Linked DNA regions of Homo sapiens: region 2 is linked to region 1. Evidence: chromatin loops called from intact Hi-C (ENCODE). Cell type or tissue: heart left ventricle. All regions are shown on one strand. Links, peaks and the distances in the headings refer to the core of each region. The heading gives the core; the rest is flanking DNA. Region 1 holds the start of KRTAP29-1 (keratin associated like protein 29-1). Region 2 overlaps KRT32 (keratin 32).

Evidence for each region. A loop is a pair of places that touch in the nucleus more often than their neighbours do. Peaks named below come from ENCODE experiments on the same cell type or tissue, not always from the same donor. Only the 100,000 strongest peaks of a DNase experiment are listed, where the experiment ranks them.
Region 2: a loop joins it to region 1, with 12 times the contacts of the local background. A loop is called at or near these places in 5 of 110 quality-filtered maps.

Annotation. Positions count from the first base shown.
Region 1 is chr17:41,294,347-41,309,253 of GRCh38, reverse strand. It overlaps KRTAP29-1 (keratin associated like protein 29-1), which reads left to right and starts at 6,403. Exons shown (of 1, transcript NM_001257309.1): 1 at 6,403-7,428. The coding sequence starts at 6,403. The coding sequence ends at 7,428. KRTAP16-1 (keratin associated protein 16-1) reads left to right here. Exons shown (of 1, transcript NM_001146182.2): 1 at 1-1,554. The coding sequence starts at 1. The coding sequence ends at 1,554. In heart left ventricle, for the core only: no CTCF peak of the experiment used is centred there; a DNase peak (open chromatin) is centred at 6,703; H3K27ac peaks cover 707 bases.
Region 2 is chr17:41,453,551-41,466,792 of GRCh38, reverse strand. It overlaps KRT32 (keratin 32), which reads left to right. Exons shown (of 7, transcript NM_002278.3): 2 at 617-699; 3 at 864-1,020; 4 at 2,350-2,511; 5 at 2,590-2,715; 6 at 3,743-3,963; 7 at 6,554-7,280. The coding sequence ends at 6,683. Among named protein-coding and RNA genes, the nearest start is that of KRT32, 7.2 kb to the left of the region's middle. RefSeq lists an enhancer at 6,601-7,102. In heart left ventricle, for the core only: no CTCF peak of the experiment used is centred there; no DNase peak of the experiment used is centred there.

The DNA.
Region 1 (14,907 bases), core at 5,172-7,671:
ATGTCTGGCAGTTGCTCTTCTAGGAAATGCTTCTCCGTGCCAGCCACCTCTCTCTGCTCCACTGAGGTGAGCTGTGGAGGCCCCATCTGCCTGCCCAGTTCCTGCCAGAGCCAGACATGGCAGCTGGTGACTTGTCAAGACAGCTGTGGATCATCCAGCTGTGGGCCACAGTGCCGTCAGCCCTCCTGTCCTGTGAGTAGCTGTGCCCAACCCCTGTGCTGTGATCCTGTCATTTGTGAGCCTTCTTGCTCCGTGAGCAGCGGCTGCCAACCCGTGTGCTGTGAGGCCACCACCTGTGAGCCTTCTTGCTCTGTGAGCAACTGCTACCAACCTGTGTGCTTCGAGGCCACCATCTGTGAGCCTTCTTGCTCAGTGAGCAACTGCTGCCAACCTGTGTGCTTTGAGGCCACCGTTTGTGAGCCTTCTTGTTCCGTGAGCAGCTGTGCTCAACCTGTGTGCTGTGAGCCTGCTATTTGTGAGCCTTCTTGCTCCGTGAGCAGCTGCTGCCAGCCTGTAGGCTCTGAAGCCACTTCCTGCCAACCAGTCCTCTGTGTGCCCACTTCCTGCCAGCCTGTCCTCTGCAAATCCAGCTGCTGCCAGCCAGTTGTCTGTGAGCCCAGCTGCTGTTCAGCTGTCTGCACCCTGCCTAGTTCCTGCCAACCTGTGGTCTGTGAGCCTTCCTGCTGTCAGCCGGTGTGCCCGACACCTACCTGCTCTGTGACCAGTAGCTGCCAGGCTGTCTGCTGTGACCCCAGCCCTTGTGAGCCAAGTTGCTCAGAGTCTAGCATCTGCCAGCCAGCTACGTGTGTGGCTCTGGTCTGTGAGCCAGTTTGCCTCCGCCCTGTCTGCTGTGTTCAGAGCTCGTGCGAGCCACCTTCTGTCCCCAGCACTTGCCAAGAGCCTTCTTGTTGTGTCTCCAGTATCTGCCAACCCATCTGCTCTGAGCCCAGCCCCTGCTCACCAGCTGTCTGTGTGTCCAGTCCATGCCAACCTACTTGCTATGTAGTCAAGCGCTGTCCTTCTGTCTGCCCTGAGCCAGTTTCCTGCCCATCTACCTCCTGCCGACCTCTTTCCTGCAGTCCAGGGTCTTCTGCATCTGCCATCTGCCGACCAACTTGTCCTAGGACTTTCTACATACCCAGTTCCAGCAAACGGCCTTGCAGTGCTACGATTTCCTACCGCCCGGTCTCCCGTCCGATCTGCCGCCCAATCTGCTCTGGACTCCTCACCTATAGGCAGCCATACATGACATCCATCTCCTACCGTCCTGCCTGCTATCGCCCATGCTACTCCATCCTGCGCCGCCCAGCCTGTGTCACTTCCTACTCTTGCCGCCCAGTCTACTTCCGCCCATCTTGCACTGAGTCTGACTCTTGCAAACGGGATTGCAAAAAATCCACTTCCAGCCAACTGGATTGTGTTGACACAACCCCCTGCAAGGTGGATGTCTCAGAAGAGGCTCCCTGCCAGCCCACTGAAGCCAAACCCATCAGCCCAACCACCCGTGAGGCCGCAGCAGCTCAGCCTGCTGCCAGCAAGCCTGCCAACTGCTAAATTGGCTTCAGCCCCCCAATTCTTGCAAGTCAAGCCACCAGCTAGAGACAAAACTGCACTGTCCTCCCCAAAGCTCATTATGACTTAGCTAGGAGCTCTTTCTTTCTGCATTGTTACTCACAATCGGCTTACCCCTCAAAGAACTCATCAGAAATGTCAGTATCCTGATCACTTAAATGAAGGCCTTCTGGACAGTGAGAGGGAGACATTCCAGGTTCTTGTCTTCTGCTACGATTAAGCTGAGAAGAGCTGCTTTGCCACATCATCTCGGGTCTCTTTCCTGCATGTAGTTTTTTCTGTCATCATGTATGTGCTCCCTTGCTATGCATGCTTGTGTTCCTTAGGGACTTCTCCAATCAGGTAAAATATGTAACTGTCCAATAAAGGTGGCTAAGCTGAAGCAACTTGCTGTTCTCCTTGCTCTTCCATTAATGCCATAGTCTCATCAGTGACTTGCTTCTTCTTTAACAGCAGCTCCATTCAACCATCCATCCACCCACCCATCCCTCTGGCATTATTAGACAGCAGCTAGGTGCCAGGGACTGTGTTTAGCTCTAAGAATAAACATAAGAAGTCTCAGTCTTTGTTCTCAAGAAACTCACTCTCTGGTGGGCAGCAAGACAATTATGACATTCCTTTGTGCCAAGTACTTGGAGATAAGCATAGAGCACCATGAACTCAGCAGAGCATAGTTGGGGAACAAGGAAAGAATTATTGGAGAATGTGATACTGGCATCGAGTCTTTCAGTATGAGTAGGAATTAACCAGTTACAAACAGGAAAGGAAAAACTTTCTAGGCAAAGGAGACTTGTACAAGTGAATGGGGCTTGAGGGCAAATTGTTCATTAGGTGAGGCATGGGAGAGTTGTTCTTTGAGGAATGAGCCATGAGGTCAGGTCGTAGACAGTGATCTGTCTATGTGGGGTCTTGCATGCTAGACAGAGGTATTTCGGTTTGATGCAGGGCTGACATGAAAGCATCAAGGGGCTGCATGCAAGGAGGTGACAGGAAGAGCACTGGTTTTGGAACATCCCTCTGGCCTTGGTTGGTGTGGAGAACTCAATGGAAGAACATGGTTCTGGATATAGAGAGACTGGGGAGGAAAGGAAGCCAATTGTTTTTGGGTCCACAGGAAGAAAAACAAGTGGGGATCAGGGATCATACTTACAACAAAGAAGGTTGGGTAACTTGGATTTCTTGTGTGAGAATTTTGTTTATGTTCTCCTACTTCCTCCAAGACACTCATAGGATAAATTCTGTATCTTACAAAATCCAAGGACAGAGTCTCTTCAAAGCAGTCACTCCCTACACTTAGTGCACAGAATGGAGGCCTATTCCTTGTCCTCAAGGGGCAGCTTGAGTCATCATGAGCACAGTGTGAGGGTCGACCAGGGCTTCTCAACTTCAGCATTATTGACATTTTGGGCTGGGCGATTCTTTGTTGTAAAGGCTGTCCTGTGAATTATAGGATGTTAAGCAGCATCCCTGGCCTCTATGAACCAGATTCTAGTAGCATCCTTTGAGGGTGATGATCACAAATGTCTCCAGACATTGCCAAACATTGCCTGGGAGTGCAAAAATCACCCCTGTTTGAGAACCACTGGGTCAGACTATGGCAGAGGGAGAAAGTCAAAAGCAAAACTTAATCACATTGGTGTTGGAGTTACTGTCTCATCAAGCCATTGGGATTTATCATTGTCTCCTTCCAGAGTCAAGAGGGGAGTTGGCCAGCCGGATGCTGTGGCTAAAGCCTATAATCCCAGCACTTCGGGAGGCCGAGGTGGGTGAATCACCTGAGGTCAGGAGTTCGAGACCAGCCTGGCCAACGTGGTGAAACCGCATCTCTACTAAAAATACAAAAATTAGCTGGTCATGGTGGCGCACGCCTGTAGTCCCAGCTACTAGGAGGCTGAGGCAGGAGAATTGCTTGAATCTGGAAGGAGGTTGCAGTGAGCCAAGATCACTTCACTGCACTCCAGCCTGGGCGACAGAGAGAGATTCTGTCTAAACACACACACACACACACACACACACACACACACAGGAGTTGGCTAGGGTTTTGAACCTCTGTGCCAAGCACTGGACTAAGCATTTCATATGGATTACAGCAATTCTTTGAAGTAATATGTATTCTCTCCTATTTTTTCACCTATACATAAGATGCAGAATTCGAAGGACAAACAATCCAAGTGCCCATCAATGGACAATTAAATTGTGGTATATTCACCCAATGGGATATTATACTGTGAAGATGACTGGAAAATGGCGACATGCAATAGCATGGATGAATCTTACTAACATAGTGTTGATTGATATAAACAAGCTCCAGAAAACCATACGTGTGTGTATATATTTATGTATATTAATATAATGTGTGTATATATATACACACACTCAAACATATATGTGTGTATTGTTCAAAAACCACAGACACACATATGTATGAGTATACATGCATTTATACACATATGTACACACACAAACACATATATATAAAGGGAGTGATAAAATTCACGATTGTCATGGCTAATAAGTAACATGCAAATGACTAAAACCCAGTTCTTTCCAAAGCCTAGGTTCTGTATGGATCATGATATGTCTCAATGTGGTCACAGGTGTCTTTGTTGATACACTAGGTGTTTTTAGTGCCTTGAACTACAGCAAGACAGATGTTCTTGCTATTAAGAGTTTCCTTTAGGAGAAAAGAAAACAAGAGCAGAATCACTTAGAGAAAAATGGATGTAGAATGGATTGCTTTAAAACTATAAAAGTGGTATAGGATATTGGACTGAAGTTGATGTGATTTTTCAAACATGCTCATGTTCCCAGTTTGATTGACATATTTGGTAAGACTGAAAGTATTAAATACATCCTCTGGGAAGATGAAGAGCTTTGGGGGTAAATATTCAGCAATAAAACACAGTGCATGGATTCCTGCAGATTGAAAGATGCCAACATGAATACAGACAAGAAGGAGGGCAAAAGAAGTGATCCATGGTGTGACATAGAAACCAACTGTGGGGAAAAAGGCATTTCAATGGCAGGGGAGAAGGTTTTCCAGACATTGTTCTGATCAAAAATGTTTCTCTTCTTTTTAAAATGGAGGTGAAGAGGGTGCCAAGGAGAAGGCATTTTGTAGCTGGGGGTTTGCAAAGTACCCTTCAGCGTTTTCAGTATTTTCAATAATTTGTGAAGCAACCAAAGCAAACAAACACCCACAAAAAACTAACCTGAGACATGACAACGCAGTTGATGAAATCGCCATACTTTGAAGACTTAGGTAATTAGCTAACATATTCAACAGAATGAGTTAGTGGCAGAGCCAGAAATCAAGGCCAGCCCCATCTGGCTCCCCACACCGTGATCTTTCCACTCCGTCATGTGCCTCCAGCGTGAACCGGCCAGAACGTTGGCTGGTGTAGAACACCGGACCTGGTTGGTGATGCGGAGCCAGGACAAGCCCGGAGGAAAAGCAGAAGGGCCAAGAAAGTCCCTCACGAATTCCTCTTGGAAGGGATTGGTTTAACATTAACACCACTTTACAGTGATTTTTTTTATTATCACTGCTGGCGTGTTTTTATTTGTATAGAATTCATATGCTATTGATGCCCTAGGGTGGGTTTGATACTTCCTGATGAAATATTTGGTAGTTTAAAAAATTTCCAAAATTAAAAGACTGTGTTTGAGTGTATTGATAAGTAGAGGTAAGTACTCACACCAGTGTGGTCTAGCTGCTGATTACAGTCACTGGAGTGGGCGGAGGATCCCCAGGATGGGGCCTGGGCAACCTGCTCACGAGCCAGTCTGTTGCCATAGGGGTGTCAGCCTGCAGCCACTATATCAGTGTCGCCTTCTCCCTGCCTCCCCAAAGTCAGGGGGTCTAATAGGTGGTTAAGATCAGGGGTTTGGTGGTCAGACAAAGCTAGGTTTGAATTTTGTTTCTACCCCTTTTCATTTGCATAATTTTGGGAACATGATTTAAACTCTATGAGTTTTGCCACTTCTGTTTTCTTCTTTTCTGTTCTAAAAAAATCTTGAGAGGAACCAATTTGGGGGAGATTTTAAGCTTCCTAAAAGGGCCAATGAAGTTTTATATTTTAATCTTAACTTTGTTTTAAACCTGGTTTCTTCTTTATTTATTACTTTTTTTTAGTTTTGCCACTTCTAACATAGTGATGACAATTATACTTACTGAAGTCATTGTGAGGATCCAGTGAAAAATGCAGCCAAGGACTTGATCTAGTAACTATGCAATAAATGAAAGCCATTTCTATTGTTATTATTAGTAATAGTACTAGTAAACAAGTTTCAGGAATGATAAATGGGAAGGTTTTAAAAAGAGGTAGAGGCACTTAAGTGTCCCTGGGTTCCTTGGACTAATTTTCCATTTCCCGTCTTGACATCCTCTCCCCAAACTGGGTCAAGGCTTCATTTCTGATTGAATGGTGCAAAGCTGCATTCCTGGAGGAACAGCAGGGCCACTCTGGCTTGGCAGAGGCCTCCTGATGAAAGGTTAGTGCCAGGAAAGGCCTGCTTCAGTGAGGCTGGAGAGCAACCTGTAAAAGAGACAGCTCATCCAAGAGCAGGAGCAGTGTCAACGAATCCAAATGCAGCGCAGAAAACTCCCGACTCAACAGACACCTTTTCAAAGTTGAAACATCTCCCAGGCTCCTGAAGCCTGCTAATCAGATGTTTGCATGCAAATGAGTAAAAACAATAACAAGGAAAGATGCTGCATGGCGTGCCAACACCCCTAGTGAAGGACTATAAAAGCCCCTCTGTATCGGATGTCTTTCCAATGCAGGTATACTGAGCTTGCAACTTCCCAGCAAGGTCAGCACCAGCACCATGGCAGACGGCTGTTGTCCTGGAAACACCACAGCCATTCCAGCTGTGCCCACCATCACCACATACCCAGTTAAAGGTGGATTTCGACATGCTCTCTGTTTGCCTAGTTCCTGCCACAGCAGAATGTGGCAACTGGTCACATGCCAAGAAAGCTGTCAGCCATCCATTGGTGCCCCAAGTGGCTGTGATCCTGCTTCGTGTCAACCTACCCGCCTTCCAGCAACGTCTTGTGTGGGTTTTGTTTGCCAACCTATGTGCTCCCACGCAGCCTGCTATCAGTCTGGCACTGGTCAGTCTCCTTGTCTGGTTAGCTCATGTCAGCCATCCTGCTCGGAATCTACTTGTTGTCAGGAAAAGTGCTGCGATGCCAGTCCCTGCCAGCAAAGCTCCTGCCAGGAATCTGTCTGCATGTCTGGATCATGTCAGGCAGCTTGTGGCCAATCAGTCTGCTGTGATGCTGGATCCTGCCAGCCATCCTGCTCTGAAGTGACCTCCTGTCCGGAAACTTCTTGCCTACCAACCATCTGTACAGCTAGTCCATGCCAACCAACTTGGTGCCAAGGAAGTTCATGTCAACCCGTCAGTGGTGAAGGCCAGCCCTGTAAATCAACTTATTATCAACCCATCTGCTATATTTTCAAGCCTTGCCAATCAGCCCTCTACATGCCTGTTCCCTGCCAGCCATCGACTTGTGTGTTCAGTTCTTGCAATACTACTTGCTGTGTGCCTTCCCATTGCCAGCCACCTCACTGCCAACTGGTTCCTTCCACATGCTTCATCTACCAGCCAGTGGCTAACTGCCAGGCCCCTTGTTCCACAAAGAACTGTTGCAAACCAGCTTCTTGTGACACTGTGATTTCTGGCCAACCAACTTGTGATGGACCCCCTTCCTATAACCAGAGTGGCTGCAAATCAGCTTGCTGTGTGACTGGTTTAGGCACATCACCCAGTAGTGGCTCCAATTGCTTGCCGACTTCATGCCAACCCAGCTGTGAGTCCAGCTTCTGCAAGGCAACACTTTGTTAATGGAGCCCTCTTCACACCTCCTCTGAGGGTCTGCGGCTGTCTATAAATGCATAGCCATCCCTGGGTGCCTGCCTCCCACCGAGTACAAATGCTGCCTGCTTTCTAACTTTACCCTGATTCCACCTTCACATTCTCTCCAGGTGCTGACCAGGGAACTTGTCCAGGCACGAAGAGATCCTTCTTAACCGAGAATAACCTTTCAGCAACCATGGACTACCACACTGCTGCTTGCATTTCCTGATGATGTCAATTCATTTCACTTTAGCAAACCCTCTCTTGTTTCTCTTTCTTGATGCTGCCTGGTCTTTCAGAAGACCTCGTTGCTGCCAGCTGCTAATAAAAATGTGACTGGTTAAGTATAATAAATAAGACTCCTGGAGTGCTTTCATTCCTACACACACCTCTATGTAGATTTCCTTCAGGTCACATTTGAACACAATGAGCCTGAGTCATCTAAGTCAGTGGGTCTGCATTGGTCTGCAAGGGTAGCTAGTGTCTAGGATTATAGATTCTCCAGCTGGACGAGAGTAAGGGCAAACAGTTCACTGGCTTCCAAAATTTTCACCACCAAGAGTTCTTTTGAGCTGAGTGGGCTCATTTTCCCTATAGTGAGTAGACAGGAAGCCAACAACAAAAATGGTTCTGGAAAGCCACAGATGAAAACAAACATGAGGTATTGGCCATAGAGAATAGCTTAGGGTTAATTCATTTAAGATTCTTTTTTTTTTTTTTTTTTTTTTGACACAGAGTTTCACTCTTGTTGCCCAGGCTGGAGTGCAAGAGCGTGATCTCGGCCCACCGCAACCTCTGCCTCCTGGGTTCAAGCGATTCTCCTGCCTGGGACATTGTGTCAGCTGGCTAAGGAGAAATATTCATAGGATCCCTTTGTATTATCATAGAGCAGGCAATGAAGGGTGTACCTGTAGGTGAGCAGCAATAATTTGGTAACTAGCAAACAAATCTTCATAGTTCACATTTTTCTGTCACTGAGGTATACTTTGGATCTGTAGAGAGACTATTAATTGTTTTATCCCCAGTTTTAGAATCACAAGGGTCGTAGTCTTGAAAGAAGGTTCTGGGTCAAAAAAGAGGGGGATGGCCATAAGAACAAAATCTAGCACCTGAACATGGAAGGGTCCAGGTGGAGAATTTCTACCTGCAGTTGAATTGACTAATGTCAGCACTGAATCTCTTCTTGAATTGAATTCAAGAAGCATTGAATGCTTCTTGAATCCCTAGATATAGGTGGGCTTATCATTTCAACAGTTCAAGTAGCTAGATCTGTTCTAGTCTTCTAATGGGTATTTTCCTTTTATTTCTAACTATGTATGGGTATTGCCTTCAGTACCTTTTCTACCCACACACATGCACACACATATAGATGCATACAGGTACACACACACACACTCAGATACAGATGCACACACATACATGCACACACACACTCACACACAGACACACACCACATTTCAACTTAGTTGTATGGCTGCACTTAAGGTTGATTTATTTGCTCCATGATTTACAATTGCCTATAAAACATGCCTAGCCAAACCTGAGTAAAGTGCACTAAAAGACTGATTTTAGCATTTTAGCCTTCCCCATCTAACTGGCCCAGCTGATATCACCCTCTTGTTCCCCCCTGCCCTTTGGATGACTCCTGTCCCAGTTTAAATGGTTGGACTTCTGTCCTTATGTCTTTATGACCAGTGCCCTGACTTTCTCCCAGATCGGGCCTTCTCCCCAACCCGAGGAGGGACCTTAGGATCTGCTCATAAACTTACCTGATGGTCACTGGCTGAGCATCTCTCGTTCCAGTCCTCTCAATCACTGTGATTTGAGGTTCTCAGTAGTTAAATAGGTCTTGCCAATATGTGTGGGACATTCTAAAAAAAACCTTACAGATGAAGGAAAACTAACCAAAAGAGCCCGGGAATAATGAGACATCAAGGTCACTGAAGGACAAGAGTATGGGCATTTGCCTTATGACCTGCTTGGAAATGCAACTCAGAGGAGGACTTCTATGGTGGTGGTGAGGAAAAAGCACTAGACCACGGCTCAAAGGAGAAGGCTTGAGTTGCATCCTGGCCACTTATTTACTGTATGACCTTATGTAACACCAGGGTGCTAATCTATAACACGAAGAAGTTAGTTTATTCTACCTCTGAGGGCTCATTTATTTACATGATCTTGTGAGTTTGTTGATGTGTTCTGTGAGGTTCTAAATATTCTCAAACTGATTAAAACTGAAGCCTCTTGTACTTCTGGAACTGATGGGGAAGAGATTTGGAAGGATATCTTTTTAGTATGCCATAAAATAAGAAATGTGATTGACTAATTTTGAGGTCCAAAAAGAAAATTAGAAACAAAAAGGAGGAGGGGGAGAGAGGGAACTTGATATCACAAAGGAAGTGCCATGGATGGAATGTCTCCCAGAAACGATCTTTGGGTGGACACCCTGTGCAAAACCTCTCTTGAGACATGAATGGAACTTCACGGAAGATGAATCCTTAAGTAAGCCTGTGAAAGAATTCTCAAAAGTATTATTTCTCAGAGATTTCAAAATTAAAATAACAATTACATATTACTTTACAGGTATTAGATTTGCAAAAAATAGAGTGCTATATCAGAGCCCAGCAAACTTATCCTGTAAAGGGACAGATATACATAATTTAGGCTTTGTGGGGCACATGGTCTCTGTTGCAACTACTGAATTTTGCCGTTGTATCATTGCATTATATCATTACATTTATAGACAATATGTAAGCAAATGAGTGTGGCTGGGTTCTAATAAAACTTTGTAAAAACAGGCTGGGGCTCTGTTTGGCTCATGGTGAGACGGGAAGAGTTTCCTTGTTCCCCTCGCAGGGCGTGCAACGGGGGCGTGGCTCGCTTCTTCCGTGCCCCACTGCTCACACTTCTAGGGGAAGCATGCAGATGGGCAGGCTTTGGGGCTCTGACCCCACGGCAGCGTCTAGGGGTGAGTGTTTACAGCTGAAGCCCCAGTGGGTGTGTGTACAGGGTACTCTTTCAGTTTAGCCTCCGTCCATAGATGGGTTGTGTTAGTTAGCTCAATTAGACCCCCTGCCTTATGGCAAGGACAGAGGGCTTTCTGTATCCCAGGGTTTCCTGCCTTGTTGTACTGGAGGAATCGGATCACACATGGGCTTGGAGAATGAGTGCAAGGTTTTATTGAGTGGAAGTAGCTCTCAGCAGACGGGGGAGCCAGAAGGGGGATGGAGTGGGAAGGTGGTTTTCCCCTGGAGTTGGGCTGCTCAGCCAGGCTTCCCTCATCCCGCCCCCGACAAACTCACTATGGTTCCCCCTGTCGATGGCCTGCCGTCCTGCTGGCGTCTGCCGCTGCCTGTCGGTGTGCTCTTCTGACGATTTGCTCCTCTCGGATGTCCAGCTGCCTGTGTCTCTTCCCACTAGGCACAGGATGAGGGCGTGGTGGGCCAGGGTGGTTTTGGGAAATGCAACGTTTGGGCACAAAAACAGAAATGCCTGTTCTTATTCATTCAGAAATGCCTGTTCCCTAGGTCCGTGGGCACAGTAGGGGTGGAGTCCTCACCAGGGACCCACCCTTCTTCTCCCAGCACTTCCCTGCCCCGCTCCTGTATCAATGGGCCATAGTTTTCTGACTCCTGTGCTATATAATGCCAAGTGTTGGTGGGAGTGGGAATTTACAGGAATTTTCCTGCATTGCTAATGGGATTGTTGGCTTGTTTGGCCACTCTAAAGAACAATCTGAAACTATTTATGTAAATTATGTAAGTGATGCTCCATGATCCAGCAATCCAACACCTGAGTGTGTATTTCCAGAAAATTCTCACACAGGTCCTCAGGGAGGTGTACATGTGGATGTTCACTATAGCATCCCTATGGTGGCAAAAACGTCAAAGGAAAGCTGGTGTCCAACACTGTGAAAGTGGGTAGGCAACTCGGTGATCCTCTTCATGGAGTATCATGCAGGAATTAATAACAATAGATTACATATACACACTGTAGCATAGATGGATTTTTAAAAATTCTGCTTAATGACAAACCAGAATGAGATATATTACTGATTGCTATTTACATAAAGTATATGTGTACTGAACAATACTTTATAAGGATATATACAAATCCATTAAATAAATTTAATATGCGTTGAATATACATTAGACAGAATAGCATAGTGGCCTATAGGAAACGAAGGGAGTAAAGGGAGAAGAAGAAGTAAATTAACTGATTTATAAGTACATAAAAAATAAATAAGAGAGGGACCATGCAAAAATCACAGATGATAATAATTCAATTATTTATAACTAAGGTCCCAAAAGAAAATTTTTTTAAAAAGGAAGAAGGAGAGAGAGGGAACTTGACACCACAAAGGAATTACCGTGGATAGAATGTCTTCCAGAAATGACATTTTGATGGACACCCTGTTCAAATTCTCTCTCCCACACCTTCCATGGAGATTTCCATCATGCTAGAGGAAGGATATGGCTCTGGGAAGCAGATGCACCTCATCTCATATTGCATAGACTTTTCAAGAATGCTTCTTACAAGAGGATGCAGACATTGTTTAGGAGTTATATTAACTTTAATAATTTGTTGATTGATACCAGGATTCTCAAGACACCTGAAACTTCAAATTTCATTTTATAATAGTTTTTTTTTTACCCATCTACCTCATAGTTTTTGTTGTCCCAATGACAGATTTCTCAGTTTTATAGGCAAGTGTGTTTACCGGCCATCTGCCAACATGCAAACTTCACATTCTAAACATGTCAAATGTGAAACATGAGTTGAGAAGCTTTGTGTCTTTAACCATGCTTGGCAACAGTTTAAATGACATAGCATGTATTTTCTCCTTTTAAGTTTGCTAGGGCTTGTCCATAAAACATCTGAATCTCCTCTAATAAGCAATGTTCTGCCAAGCCTGAACATGTAACTAAATCTTTCTTTACACTTATTTTCAGGGCAGGGAACAATTTTAAAAATACAAGAAAATTTTGAGAAAAATATTACAAGAACCTGCCTCTCCAAATTGGCATTTTCTTACTTCTGCTTTGGATCTTTAAAAAATTAATTGAAATGAAACATTATGCTTGTAAAGTTGAAGTCCCCTCTTCAGTCTTATTTCCCTTTTTTCATCTCAGATATAACTTCTATCATAATTTTATTGTATATTCTCCCAGTCACTGTTAATTTATATAAAAATATAAACATCTTATATTTATAAAGTATTTAAACAAGACCTAGTATGAAGGATTGCAGATTTAAGAATTTATGTATGTGATGTAAAATTATGCAATTTACTTTTTAAATTTCATTATTGCTTTTAAGAACTATGCATTTTGATACATGGACCTGTTTCATTATATTAGTTACCTATTGTTGCATAACAATTATCTCAAAACTTAGTGGCTGAAACAACAAAGTTTATTATCTCACTGTTTCTGTGGGTTAGAAAACTAGATGTGGCTTAGCTAGATACCTACAGCTTGGGGTCTTTTATGAGATGGTTGGTGAGGTGTTGGCTGGGGCTGCGGTCATCTCATGGCTCAACTAGAGAAGGATTCACTTCCAAGCTCATTTATGTGGACACTGGAAGGCCACTGGTTCACACCAACTGTTAGCCAGAGATATCAGTTCATTGCCTCATGGGCTTCTCCATACTCTGGCTGATTGTCCTCATAGCACAGCATCTGGATTCTCCCAGAGGAAGCGAAGAGAAAGGTGAGACTTGAACAATGAGAACACTTGGACACAGGAAGGGGAACATCACATACCAGGGCCTGGTATGTTGGGGGAGGGATAGCGTTAGGAGATATACCTAATGTAAATGACGAGTTAATGGGTGCAGCACACCAACATGGCACGTGTATACATATGTAACAAACCTGCGCATTGTGCACATGTACCCTAGAACTTAAAGTATAAAAAATAGATATATAATATATAAAATATATATTATAAAATATATATATATAAAGTATAAAATATATATATATATAATATATATATATAAGTCACAGTCCCTTTACAGCCTAACCTAATGATATGGTTTGACTGTGTCCTCACCCAAATCTCATCTTGAAGTGTAACTCCCACAATTCCCATGTGTCATGGGAGGAAACCAGTGGGAGGTGATTGAATTATGAGGGTGGGTCTTTCCTACACTGTTCTCGTGATAGTGAATGAGTCTCACGAGATCTGATGTTTTTAAAAAGGGGAGTTTCCCTGCACTAGCTCTCTTCTCTTGTCTGCCACCATGTGAGACATGCCTCTGTTCAAGCTGGCAATTTGTTTGTATATATAATTTTTAGAAAAAATTTGTGGTTCTCCTGTGAATCTTCTTGGAGTTTACTCTATTAGACAAAAGTTACTACCACAGATCATCTAGAGATAAACACTTGGACCCCTGATGTAATAGCTGAGGACAATGCCCTTAAGTTTCCTAGAAGCCTCTTTGACTTATCCGAGAGTGTCTGTGAGGTTCTCACTTAATATTTTTTTTTTTTTTTTTTTTTTTGGAGACAGAGCCTCACTCTGTCACCCAGGCTGGAGTGCAGTGGCGGCGACCTTGGCTCACTGCAACCTCCGCCTCCCTGTTTCAAGCGATTCTCCTGCCTCAGCCTCCCAAGTAGCTGGGACTACAGGCGCCCACAACCATGCCCGGCTAATTTTTGTATTTTTTAGTAGATAGGGGATTTCACCATATTGGCCAGGCTGGTCTCGATCTCCTGACCTTGTGATCACCCGCCTCGGCCTCTCAAAGTGCTGGGATTACAGGCTTGAGCCATTGCGCCCGGCCTCGCTTAATATCTTTAGAGGGGCTTTTGTATGTAGCTGTTCCCCATTTTTCATTTTTGAAATGAAAATAATTTTCTAATTTTTGACTTTCTCAGATCTTAAAAAATCTTATAGCCACACGTTAGCTTTATCTTTAGGGCATGATTTCTGGTATATCTGAATTTCTCTGGCATTGTCTTCAATTTGATATTTGCTTAGAAGTCATTTTTAAACTTTAGCATTATTTGCCATTGGAGAGGCTGAGAATTTTCAAAACAAACAATACTGTCCAGGATCCTTTTTTTTTTTTTTAATCAGCCCTTCTCTCAATTTATCTTTCTCTTCTCACATTTTATTATAGTCAGCAAGAAGAAATCAAAGAACACCTTCAAGACTTTAGTTGGAAATTTCCTTAGTTAGATCACTCAGTTCACCAGGAACCTTTCTACTTTTGCCTCAAAACTGCGGATGACAGAGTACTTTCTGCCACTGCATAGCAAGAATTTTCCTTTCTCCAGTTTCCAATATGCTCGTGGATTCTGTGGGTCAGGAATTCAGCCAGTGCACAGCAGAGAGAGCTTGTCTACAATCTGAGATGTCTTGGACTTTGGTTGGAAATATCCAAATGGCTATGGGCTAGAATCACCTGGAGGCTTTCTATGTAGGGACAAGTTTCCCCAAATCTAAGAATACAATTTTTTT
Region 2 (13,242 bases), core at 564-3,063, 160 kb before region 1:
TGGAATCTCGTTAGCTTATTAAGCTATGTTCAGGACAAAGAGACTTCCCTAGGGCATAGGGTTATTTTATAATTTGAGCACTCAGCCTGAGGCTTTCATGTGGAGAGATCTGGGATCTAGTCTCAGTTCTACCATTGCCTCATTGCATGACTTTGGGGGTCCCATCCCTTCCCCAGGCCTCAGTTTTCTCATCTGTAAAACAGGGATAATAATGGTCGTTATCTAATGGGGTTGTCAAAAGGATTTGATGAGATGATGCAGGTCAAGTGCTTGGAACAGCCCCTGGTCCACGGTAAGTTTTCAGTAAATGTCAAAGACCCTTCTAACTGTCACATGAGTGACTTCAGACATGAGATTCTTCCCTTCCACATTGCTTGGCACATCCAAAATGGGGAATTTGAATTTACGAAGCTTCAGGTTCTTAAAAAATACATCTCAAGTTCTCCAAGGACTAGCAATTCGCTAAATATCTCCCAGAGTTCCAGGGAAGAGGACCTTCTGCAGGGATGGCTGCAGGGCTGCTGGATCCTACCTTTGCTGCTGTCTTCTCTTCATTTGGGTTCTTCTTGCTTCGTCTCATCCTGAACTAACCCTCTCCATGTGCCTTGGCCTACAGATTCTGTGTACCAAGGCAGAGAATGCCAGGATGGTTGTGAACATTGATAATGCCAAACTGGCTGCCGATGACTTCAGGGCCAAGTGAGTTCAGTCGGGGGGCTGGAGCTGGGGAGGACCTGTCCTCATAGGCTCTGGGGCAACTTTCCATTAGTTTCACGGAGGGTTGGAAAGTGCCGGCAGTTTAAGGCCTTCCCTGAGTTCTGCATTCTGTTTCACCCTTGGTTGCTGACCCTGTCCTTGTGCAGGTACGAGGCAGAGCTGGCCATGCGGCAGCTGGTGGAGGCCGACATCAATGGCCTGCGCAGGATCCTGGATGATCTCACTCTGTGCAAGGCTGACCTGGAGGCCCAGGTTGAGTCCCTGAAGGAGGAGCTGATGTGCCTCAAAAAGAACCATGAGGAGGTGAGGCTGGAAGTCCCGCTGAAGTGGCCCCGGGAAGCAGAGGGGGAGGAACGTGGGGTATGGGGTTGGATAGGCGTGGGTTGAAATTCCCAAGCCTGCCACATGTTGTTTTAGTGACTTTGCCCAATTTATGGAATCTTCCTGAGCCTCCTCTTCTGTAAAATGGGGACAACATGATCACGCAGGGTTATTGTGAGGATTTAATGGACAGGATATGGATCATGGAAATCCCCAAGGCATGGGTATGAAACACCTGCCACTTGGTCAACTCTCAGAAGTGTAGCCCCCTTCCCTTCTGCATTTCCTGGGCTAGTGTGACTGCCAAGCACTCACTAGTGGCAACTGCATTTTTTTCTCTCGAGAGCCACACAGCAGAGGTAGAGTGGTGCAGTGGTGCCGGGGTGAGTTATGTTCCAGATCTCACGTTGAATGGCCTGTCCATCTCTGCCTGGCTCAACTCTCAGAAGCAGTCCCATCTCTTCTGAGAGGGAGTACAGCTGCAGTGGTCTCCTCTTTTTGCCCCTATCCTTATTTTGTCCTCCCTTCTGTTTGCATATAAAATGCTCAAGCTGAAGCCCTTTACTTTCTGATTTTTCCTTATCTCCTGAAGTTTCTTGGAGGGGAAGCCCTCTGCTTTGGGCACCTGTGTGCTGCCAAGCCCACCTGAGCCATGGTGTTTTTCCCCCCTCCCTGGTTGACTCTCAACCTCTTGACTTGGGATTTGAATGAACAAGTGCCTCTGAATCTTGGCTGGGTTTCCTCAGGCTTAAGTGTAAAGTAACAATCAGTCACCACGTACTCACCGAGCACCCTCGGGCTCCTGACTCATCTTGCTCAAATCAGAGAACTGGGAACGGCACCAAGAAGCCACTAATGAGAAGTTATCACACATCCTGGCAGACTCAGTGACAACTTTCCCTCTTTGGCAGCCAAGCCTGGGAGGCAGCTGCCCTAACTCGGGCCTTTAACTAGTCAAGCCAGGCTCCTGCTACCCTCCTCCCAGGATGAACACAGGTGGGGAGGGAGACTGGGAATACTAGGGGTACCGGTTTCCCATTTTAGCCCAAATGCATCAAACAAACCAGGGTGCTGCTCTTGGCTTCTGCCAAAGTGATAGGAAGTGTTGTGTTGCAGTGAGGTTCCCATCGCAGGGGTATTCAGCTGGAGTTTGAAGAGCACTGGGATGCTGCTGAGTGGACTGCAGTCCTTAGGGGCCATCTAATGTTTCAATCTTTAGCAACTTTTGTTGCATCTTTTCATGTCTCCCTGGGGAGGTGAGCCAGGATCCTATCATTGTCACATTTTTCTGGAGGTCTTGTGCCTTTTCAGGAAGTCGGTTCCCTTCGATGCCAGCTTGGGGACCGCCTTAACATCGAGGTGGACGCTGCACCCCCGGTGGACCTGACCAGGGTGCTGGAGGAGATGCGGTGTCAGTACGAGGCCATGGTGGAGGCCAACCGCAGGGACGTGGAGGAATGGTTCAATATGCAGGTGGGCCTCTCACGGTGGGGATGGCCTCCTCCATATCCCTAGGAAGGGACTCTAGCCTTCTCCTTCCCCCAACTGCAGATGGAGGAGCTTAACCAACAGGTGGCCACAAGCTCTGAGCAGCTTCAGAACTACCAGTCAGACATCATTGACCTGAGACGCACGGTCAACACGCTGGAGATCGAGCTGCAGGCCCAGCACAGCCTGGTGAGAGCTGCTGGGTGGGCACCCATCCCTCCGGATCCTAGGCGGTACTGAGCATAGGTGCAGGTCCCCAGGAAAGAGGAAGAGGAGGCTCAGATTTCAGCCACCATGGATGCTCATCCTGTTGACTTTTCCCGGAGGGAGGTTTCTCCCGAGATCCAGCTCAGAGATAAAAAAGGGATGTTTCAAATCAGACATGGGTTAGGTGGACACTGTCAAACTCAACTCCACAAGAAGGCTTGTTCTGTGCTTAGCCTGCCCTTCCAAACCTATGGATCTCAATATCACCCATCCTGATGCCCAGGTTCTTTTCTGGACCAACTGAACCAGAGTCTCTGGAGGTGGGACCTGATCACAGCTATTTTTTTTTTTTTGAGATGGAGTCTCACTCTGTTGCCCAGGCTGGAGAGCAGTGGCATGATCTCAGCTCCCTGCAACCTCTGCCCCCGCTGGGTTCAAGTGATTTTCCTGCCTCAGCCTCCCAAGTAGCTGGGATTACAGGTGTGCACCACTATGCCCTGCTAATGTTTGTATTTTTAGTAGAGTGGGGGTTTCACCATGTTGGCCAGGCTGGTCTCGAACTCCTGACCTCAGGTGATCCACCTGCCTTGGCCTCCCAGAGTGCTGGGATTACAGGCATGAGCTACTGTGACCGGCCAGCCATGGGTATTTTTTGAGGGCTCCCATGTGGCGCTAATGTGCAGCCAGGTTTGAAAACCCCTGTTCTAAATGATGCCGGCAGGGAGGTACTTGGGAAATCTCAGATCCAATCCTGAAGGCAGACAAAGGTTGCAGAAGAAAGGAGGGATTTAGGATCAGATTTACGAACAGAAACTGTGGTTCCATAATGTACCAGCTGTTTACCCTTGAACAAGTCATTTGACCTTTCTGGGCTTCCGTTTCCAAAGTGACTGGTGTAGGGAGGGCTCATTTCCAGCATCAAAGGGAGATTTGGCTCTTCTTGGTTCTTTCTGAAGCAGGCCATGGTAAACAGCTCCCTTCCTCATGGTTATGTCTTCCTTTGCCTTAGAGGGACTCCCTGGAAAACACGCTGACGGAGAGTGAGGCCCGCTACAGCTCCCAGCTGGCCCAGATGCAGTGCATGATCACCAACGTTGAGGCCCAGCTGGCTGAGATCCGGGCTGACCTGGAGCGGCAGAACCAGGAGTACCAGGTGCTGCTGGACGTCCGGGCCCGGCTGGAGGGCGAGATCAACACGTACCGGAGCCTGCTGGAGAACGAGGACTGCAAGTACGCAGGCCCAGCTGAGGCTTAGAGAGACGTGGGCAGGGATTCTGGGAGGTTATAGGAAGCAACTGGATCTACCCTTGAGGGACCATCAGCTTAGAACCCTGTCCTGACTATGGAGCCATTAAGAAGCTGGTATGCTCTGAAGGAAGTCAGGCAGTGGTGTTCATGCTGCCATCCTGAACCAAGCCCCTCGGAGACCATTCTATCTCATTCCAAGCTGGCAAGCTCCTTCTAAGTGCCCACCATGGGGCAGGTGCTATGGAGGACACCAAGATAGAGGAAGACAGGGCATTTGCCCTCCTGTCATTTCCATATGTTTAGGGAGATAGGCAGACAGGTGACTGGAGGTCATGGCCTGTCCAGAGCTTAGGATGAAAAGCAGCTTTATTAATAGTACCTACACAATCCTGCTCCCACCTCTTACCCCAGCCTCACCTCATAGCTCCATTCCTCTCAGAACGGAGATTTTGGCATGTCAGCAGGACAATAGGTAGCCTTGTGTAATTGAGCCCTGGTGGGGAGCAGGACAGGAAAGATCAGCCGGGGCCCATTTATGGAGAACAACACGGGTCATACTGGGAAGGGAGGGCTTTAATTTATAGGTGAGTGGAAATTGTTTTGAGGAGGAAATGAGAGAATTTACTGTGTGTCTTCTCCACTAGATGGTAAACATCTAGAATGCAGAGACATTATAATACAATTTTATTCCCTGTACGTGGCACATAGTAGATGCTCAGTAAATGTCTCTCAAGCTCAAAGCTGTTCTTCAGGAAGATGGCCCTGATAGCAGCAGGAAGAACTGAGTAGAGGGAGGGGAACCAGGCAGGGAAACTGTCCAGGAGGCCCTGGCCACAGCCTAGGTAAGCAATAGGGAGGGCCTGAGTTAGGGCAGCAGAGGCATCAGCTCTAGACACTGTGCAGGTAGAATCAGCAGGACTTGGTGGCTGTCTGAATGCAGGGTACCTCTGGGCCATGGACACCCAGTGGGCTGACGACTGTTGTAGCTGTTTCTTATTCCGCATTTGGCATTGCTTCTCCATCATTCAGAATCTATAACTTCAGGGCAAGTGTTGTGTCAAACATTTGCAAGGACCAGGCCATTAACATGCATGAATGACGTGGGTCATACGGAGATGGTAGAAAAGCAGAAAGCTCTTGCCTTGTCCAATCCAGGCAATGGCATGCCCTCAGGGCCACTTCTACTGTGTGAGAAGCAGGTCCAATATTGCTGATCTTCCAATAGTTCCAGGGAAGCTGAGAATCTGGGTTTTTAAAAATGTTAAATTCTCCTGATTCTTAAGTATTTTCAAAAAATTAAAGAAAATATATAGTGCCAGGCAAATGGAACACATTTCAGGTTGCACATGATCCTCAGGCCTCCCATTGGTTCTCTGAGCTACTGGGTTTCCATCCAGCATCCAGTGTGTTGTTCCTGGTTTTGAGTGCATGCCTGTCAGTCTCTGAGATCATCCTTTTTCCTTTCACCATGTATTAATTCTTCATTCATTTATTGTTTTGTCTGATCCAAATATTCTTATTAGGTGCCTATTCTATGTGAGGTATGCAGGGTGGGCATGGGTCTGTGGCTGCTGGCCTCACTGCTTGGCCGGGGAGACAGACCATAATAGAATGATTACTACTCACGATGAAAGGAGATACATGTACCATGGGGGCTTTGTCTCAGAGAGGTGGGGGAGGCTTCAAGGAGGACGTGAGAGTTGAGTTGAGCTCTTAAACAAGAGAAGAAATGTAGGTGAGTGGAGAGGGAAGAGGGTTCCAGAGATGTACGGCACAGGGCACAAGCCCTGTGGCCTGAGCAGTACAGTCCCTGCAGGAGCTGGAAGAAGGTCAGAGTACCTGCAGCTCCCAGAGCAATGGAGCTATCAGGTGAGGCTGGGGCAAGAGGTGGGAGCAGGATCATGCAGGTCCTATTAAGGAAGCTGCTTTTCTTTATTTTATTTTATTTTACTTTAACTTCTGGGATACATGTGCAGAACGTGCAGGTTTGTTACATAGGTGTACATGTGCCATGGTGGTGGTTTGTTGCCTATCAACCCGTCATCTAGGTTTTAAGCCCTGCATGCATTAGATATTTGTTTTAATTTTCTCCCTCCCTGCTCCCCTCACCTCTCGACAGGCCCCAGTATATGATGTTCCCCTCCCTGTGTCCATGTGTTCTCATTGTTCAACTCTCACTTATGAGTGAGAACATGCAGTGTTTGGTTTTCTGTTCCTGTGTTAGTTTGCTGAGAATGATGGCTTCCAGAGGAAGCTGCTTTTCATCCTGAGCTCAAATGGAAGCCACTGAAGGTTTTAGGGAGGGGAGGGACATAATTGGATTTGTGACTGTAGAAGATTGCTCTGGCTACTAAGTGGACAGTGGTTAGGAGGGGCCCAAGTGGGGTTGGGGAGATCAGTTAGGAGGCCATGAGGTGACTCAGGCAAAGATGGCGGAGGTTGGGACCAGGGAGGCTGGGCAGAGAAAGCACGGAAGATGGGGTTGAGAGGCATCCGAGGGGAGAATTGGCAGGACCTGTGGCCGAGTGGGCCTTCTCTACTAATCCTGTTTCTCTTTGACTTTCTCCTGCAGGCTGCCCTGTAACCCATGCTCCACTCCTTCCTGCACCACCTGTGTGCCCTCCCCATGCGTGCCCCGCACCGTCTGTGTGCCACGCACTGTTGGCATGCCTTGCTCACCCTGCCCCCAGGGCCGCTACTGAAGTCCCTTTGTGCCAGTGGATCCTGGAGGGCCTGGGGCTGGGCAGCCTGGTATTCAGTGGCCACCAGAAGAGCAGGGCCAGCCCCGGTCAGCAAGGAAGACCCTGAGCAGGACCGTGGATCACCTGCAACAAGCTCTGATACTCCAGGGGATACTTAAGCCCTCATCACTTCAAAACTGCCTCTTTTTTCCATGGGTGAACTGTTCTCTTTGGTGATGTTTCTGGTTGTCTGTGCTGCCTCAAAGAGCGTGTGTTCTTAGTTAACTGGCAAATAGAGCTGTACTCAGTGGCCTTGCAAACATGTCTGTCTCTGTTTGTCACTTACGCTGCTGCATCCACAAGCCAATCCTACTCAATTGGGCTTAAGAGGAACGTGGGCAAATTCTGTATTTATTTTTATGCTCCTTCTGCTTCCATAGAGGCTTGAGAGGTGTTCACTAAAAGGGCCCGCATGCCATAAACCAGTTAAAACTAATCAATTACTCTAGAGCCAAGTAATAAAAGAATAAAGAGAGGAGGGAGATAATTATGCCAGAAACCTAGGCCAAATTACTGTAATTGAGAATCATATCATAATAAACCCACCCCTAAATCTCATTACAGCTGGTACAATGTGATCATTCATTCTTTCAAAATATCTTCACTGAGCAGCTACTGGGTGCAGGTTCTGCATTAGAGGCTGGCTAATCCAAGGAAGAGTTCCCAGACACATTGTTAGTAATGCTTCATTTAATCCTTGCAACAATCCGTGAAAAATATGCCATTATTGCATCCATTTTGTAAATGAGGAAACTGAGGCCCAGAGAAGTTAAGAAACTTGCCCAAAGTCACACAGCTTGTTAGTGGCAGACCCAGGACTGAAATCGAGGCCTTTGGGCTCTAGAGATGCTCAACCGATTCGCATTCACAGTCCTCACTATTTGCAAACTACAGCTGGGTGCAGGGGGTATTAAAAATGCAAGTGATCACCACCATTCAAACACTTGTAATTACAGGAGGAGCTAAGACCCATGTGCATAAGATGCCACTCCTTTCTTCATAAGGGCCATATAATAGTAACAGTAATAATAGTAATAATGGCAAAGGTTACTAATTCTTGAGCACTTATAATGCACCGAGTACTGTGTGGAGCATGTTACATAAATTAACTTATGCAGTTTTCATGACCACCTTGTAAGGTACACATGGTATCCATTTTAGACATGGAAATGGAGGCATAGAGTGGTCAAGTTAGTTGTTGAAGGTTACATGCAAGGACAAAGACTTAAACCCAAGTCTAGCTTCACAGCAGTGTTATTTTAACCATTCTAACTGCCAAATTCCTACCCAGAAAGAGTAAACACTAGTCAAGATTTGGAGAAAGTCTTAAGCTGAGAGGATCTGAAAGGCTTCTTGTAGCTGGTGGCGTTTGAAATAGGTCTTGGAGGTTGAATAGAAGGTCTACAGGGCACCAGATAGGCAAGTAAGTGTGTGGGGATCTTCAGGAGAGCAGGGGGTCATGCTTGGAAGGCCTCAAGGGGTCTTGCTGGCTGGAGCAGTGAGTTCCTGTGAGAGGCTGATGGGGATGAAGCTCAAATGGTAGAAAGGCATCAGAGAGTAGGGGGGCCTTGGGTACCCCACAAAAAGCCTGGATTCTGGACTCTATCCTGAAGGCAATGGGAGGGCTGCTGCAGGATTTGAGCCCAAAGATGACATGACTTGAGTGGCATCTTAGAAAGTATCACCAAGTAACACAGACAGGATAGCTAAGAGGAGGGGTTAGGCTGTGGAAGAAGCTAACAGGGTCTCAGGCAAGACAATGTCAGGGACCATGGAAAAATAAGGAATCAATCTAAGAGACACTGTGATGGACCTGACTTGGCAATGGATTGGCCATGGCAGGTAAAGAGGAGAGAGCTGGGGACAGGAATCTTGAACACCTTTCTGAACCTCACCCTCCAAACACACAGTTCTTCCTTAATGAGCTGAGATGATGTTTCTATTAAGTATCCTCCCTCTGGCCTTGCCAAGAAATGATGAAAAATGGATTGGATCCTGAAGCTGCCTGCAGGCTGCTCTCCAGACATGATCCTGCAGGCATCCCTGGCAGACAAGGTCATTAGCCTGACAGCAGGGACATGAACATACTGCTTAGCAAGCTGTGGTTCCTGGTTGATGGATGGGTAAAATTTCAAGGAGCTGAAATGCCAAGAGAGAGGGGTTCTGGCTAATTGAATTTTCTCATAACTGCGTGCAAACCAGCAATCTTTAATTTCAACCCCGGTGCAAAACTTTTCTGGAATGTGCTCAGCTTGATAAACAACACACAGAACAGACCAAAGCTTTGGTTCTATAATCCTAGACCTGTTCTGTCCAATATGGTAGTTCATAACGACATGTGGCTGCATATACTGAAACATTCGGTATATGAATGTTTCATATACTGAATTGCACTGAGTTGCACTCGTCACACGTGGCTAAGTGGTAGTAAATAAGACAACACAGACATGGACTATTTCCAACACTGCAGAAAGTTCTACTGGACAGAGCTGTCTTAGACTGTCAGAACTAGAAGGAGCCTTCCAGATGATCTGGCTCAGCTTTCCCAGTTTTACAGAAGAGTCATCTCAGACCCAGGGAGGTGGACAGATGTGCTCACAGACACAACCAACAGGTGGAAATTGAAGCCAAGGGTTTTGACGCCAAGCCTCTTAGGTCTCTCCAAGCACTTTATGCTTTCTCCAAGCACCCTAGGTTTATTATTATTTCAGGCTAATACATATTTCCCCTCTCCTTTTCTTTCATTTCCCAAAGAAGGGAGACATTTTCTCTGAGAAGCTGAAACTTCTTCCTGGGAATATAGTTCTCTTAAAAAGCATCGCTAGCAACTACCAGACTCAGCATCTCCTCTTTCTTTGAGCACTGGGCTCAGTAAGAGCAAAGACCTTGAGCTGCAGCCCAGAGCCTCAGCAGGAATGATTGCACAGGAGTTGTGGGCCAGAAGTCCTGGACCCTGGACCCCCTGGGGACTTCCAGAGTCTCCGTTTCCCCAGTGCATATTGTTTCAGTCCAACTCGGTCCCCATTCCCACACCTGTGTGTCTCTCCCACTTGCCAAGACCTGTCTGACTCCCAAGATGACTGTTAAAGCTTTTTATATGAAACCAAGCCCCACAGCCCAGGGCCAGGAGTACCCTCCTCTGCTAGAAGTGAGGCCCATCATCTTCTGTGTCTGGATGGTACTTCAAGCCAGAGGTGTCACGAGCTACCCTCCTGCCTAGCCTGTCTCTTATTTGATGGATGAAGAAGCCGTGGGCATAGACTTTGGGAGATATTTATCCCCCACCAGCACCGGAATCTCCTGGGAACTGGACTCAGTGTACCACTCATGGAGATTCTCAGAGGAACTCTCTCCTCATATCAAAGCATTTGCATCTAATTAACTCTTTATAGGGGAAGAGTTTATAGGGAAATGTAGGCAGGACCCTGGTCAAGTCATAAAACCTCTGTCATATTTGATGTTTTGGAGAAACCCTCACAGGTATCAGGGATCCTCTCTGAGCGGGATTGGAAAAGAAAAGGGTGTGCTTTTTAAAGACACCACTTTCCCCAAGGCTATTCAAGAGTTTGGGCCTCACCCCTGCTGCTCACTGCCCTAGTGCAAAGCACCCTCTTCTGGGGGTGAGAGTGAGGGCCCATGGGCAGAACTGCCATTCAAGGAAGACTGGCCAGAGGGCGACAGCTTCCCGAAAGATCCAGGAGTTGGGTTTGGCATCTGGGAGTTGGGGCTGTGTGTGGACTCTGAATTGCACTGACTGAATCTTTCTTCACCACTATATTAGGAAACCTTTTAGAGAGTGATCAAAAAAAGAATATGCCTCTTCCAGGGTATAACCAGGAAAATCATTAATAATAAAACAATATTCTTTTTGTATTTCATAATTTTTTTTTCTTTTGGAGAGAGAGTCTCGCCCCGTAGCCCAGGCTGGAGTGCAGTGGCATGATCTTGGCTCACTGCAACCTCTGCCTCCTGGGTTCAAGTGATTCTTGTGCCTCAGCCTCCTGAGTAGCTAGGACCACAGGCACATGCCACCATGCCTGGCTAATTTTTGTATTTTTAGTAGAAATGGGGTTTCACCATGTTGGCCAGGCTGGTCTCGAACTCTTGACCTCAGGTGATTCACCCACCTTGGCCTTCCAAACTGCTGGGATTACAGGCGTGAGCCACTGCACCCGGCCTGTATTTCATAAAATGTAACACTTGAATGCAATGATATCAATTCGGCTAAACAGAAAGTTCCTAAGATCATTTGATGTCTATCTTTTTGCCCAACTGATCAAGACAAATTTGTATTTAAATAGCAGTGTCCCTTAATCATAATATGTAAACAAAGTCACCAATGAGCATCTAGGATTAATGGAGAAGATCAGTGCCTTTGGCTTCAGAAAAACTGGGCTAGACCCCCAGTTCTGCTGCTAATGTGCTGTGTGATTTTGGCAGAACTCTTAATCTCTATGCATCTCAGTCTTCTCCCCTTTAGAAATGGGAGTAATTCTACCTTTTTCACAGAGTTGTTGGGATATAGTACATATAAAAATGCCTGTCATGATGCCTGGCATATTGTAGGTGCCTGATGAATGTTGAGTAAAGAAAACATGCTTTGGCAACAAATTTCTCTTCTCTTCTGACTTTCCCCAATTACAATGGCAGCTGAGTCATATTTTGGAGCCATTCTGAAGCCCAAGTTTCAGAAACAACAACAGCAGCAGCAGCAGCAGCAACAACAACATATGGGTAGCTTTGCTTTGCTCTAAGAGCATTGGATGAACTTCCAGTCTTGGTGTAAATGCCCTGGTAGAGTGAAGGCCCTGGTGTCTGAGGCTCAGCGTCCAGTCCTGGAGTTCACCATCCATTCCCAGGTGCCCTCCCTCTGCCCAGCCCTCTGGCTCCAGAGCGGACTGAAGGTCTCCCACATGCTTAAGGGGTCCAATTTTTAAGCCTCATTCACTGTGCTGTGTGAAGCAGGGATGGCAACTACAGCTCACAGGTCAAACCCCACTGCTACTTGTTTTGGTAAATCAAGTTTTATTGGAGCATAGCCACACCCATTCATTTCCCTGTTGTCTATGTCTGCTTTGTGCTACAATGGCAGAGCTAAGTAGTTGCAGTACAAAGAGAGTATACGACTTGCAAAGCCTAAAATATTTAGCATCTGTCTTTTTAACAGAAAAAGCTTGTCCATCTTGGTGCAGAGGAAACAGAATGTGCTAGGGGCCCTGGGACCAGTCCTGGCTCTGTATCTGACTTGCTTGGCATCCCTGGGGAGCTCACTGTCCTTCTCTGGTCTCTGAAGCACGAAAGGTTGAATTAGTACTTGGAAGTTTTCTTTAGTTCTAATAACTTAGCAGTCTTTGCTCTATTGCTCTTTAGGGATTCCTGAGGCTCTTATCAGAGAATTTTACTTTTTTGGGTATTGAAGGTCAGTGGAGAGGACGATTCATCTTAGAGCCAATGCCATTCCTAGAGAGAGGCCAGATAGTCACTCAAGGAACAAAGTCTAACTTTTCAATGGGGCATCTCTAAAGAGAAAACATTTAACATTTCTTTTCACAACAGAAGGCAGTAACAAGAAGTCCAAAGTCAGCCCTTTCTTTCATAAAGTGGGGAGCTACTTCTGAGGACTGAATAACTGCTGATGGGTTGTTCTGATGGCAGAACAAATGAGGATTCATTGGGGGAAAGCTTGTGTATCACATCTGCTCCTATGGCAGGTGAATAAAAGCTCTGGGTGAGGAAACACTCACACCTGAGCACCTGGCCCTTGTCACCAATCTGCAACTCAACTGTCTAGGACCATGGCTTCTAGTTAAAGCAGAAATCCCTGCTCCTCAAGCTTTGGCAAGAGCCATTTGAAGCCTCCTTGCTCCAGACAGGCTGTGGCCAGAAACCACTCTAGAAACTCTGTACCCAATGTCTGTAGATCCCAGTATTAAGACTGGGGCCCACCTGTAAGAGAGTCACCAACCTAGTAGCCATCTCCTTAGAACCTGTGGCTCACAGTCAGTCCAGCCTGGCCCTGCCAGCAGTCACTCTGCCTGTCCTCTGCCAGGGACCAGGAACATCCCTGCCAGTATGGGCACCTGTGGCTGGTTCAGTGAAGACATCCTCAGCAGCAGTGGGAAAGGGATCATGCAGTTCTTAAGTGAGTGCCTGGCCAACTGCTTGCAGAAGTTGCAGCAGTTGGAGCAGGAGAATGAGAAGCAGGGGTGGTGCTGAGAGCCAGCAGTGGAGCAAACGGCAGTGCCCTGACATATGCTCCAATTACTGCTCACACTTTGAGACCATTAAGGAGCTCCAACAAAAAGTAAGATGAGGCCTTGAGCTCTGGTGTCAGTGGCATGGAAAGAGAGGGCTGAGGATTGGTGATGGGAGAATTGGAGGGGTTGCCTGGGGGGATGACAGTCCATGAATGTTCATAAAGATGGATTGAAGGTGCCAGAAATAAACTGTGATGTCAAGGGCCCAACCACTTGGTTCTACAACCAGTTCCATTCAACAAGCATCATTGCTGATGTCTGCA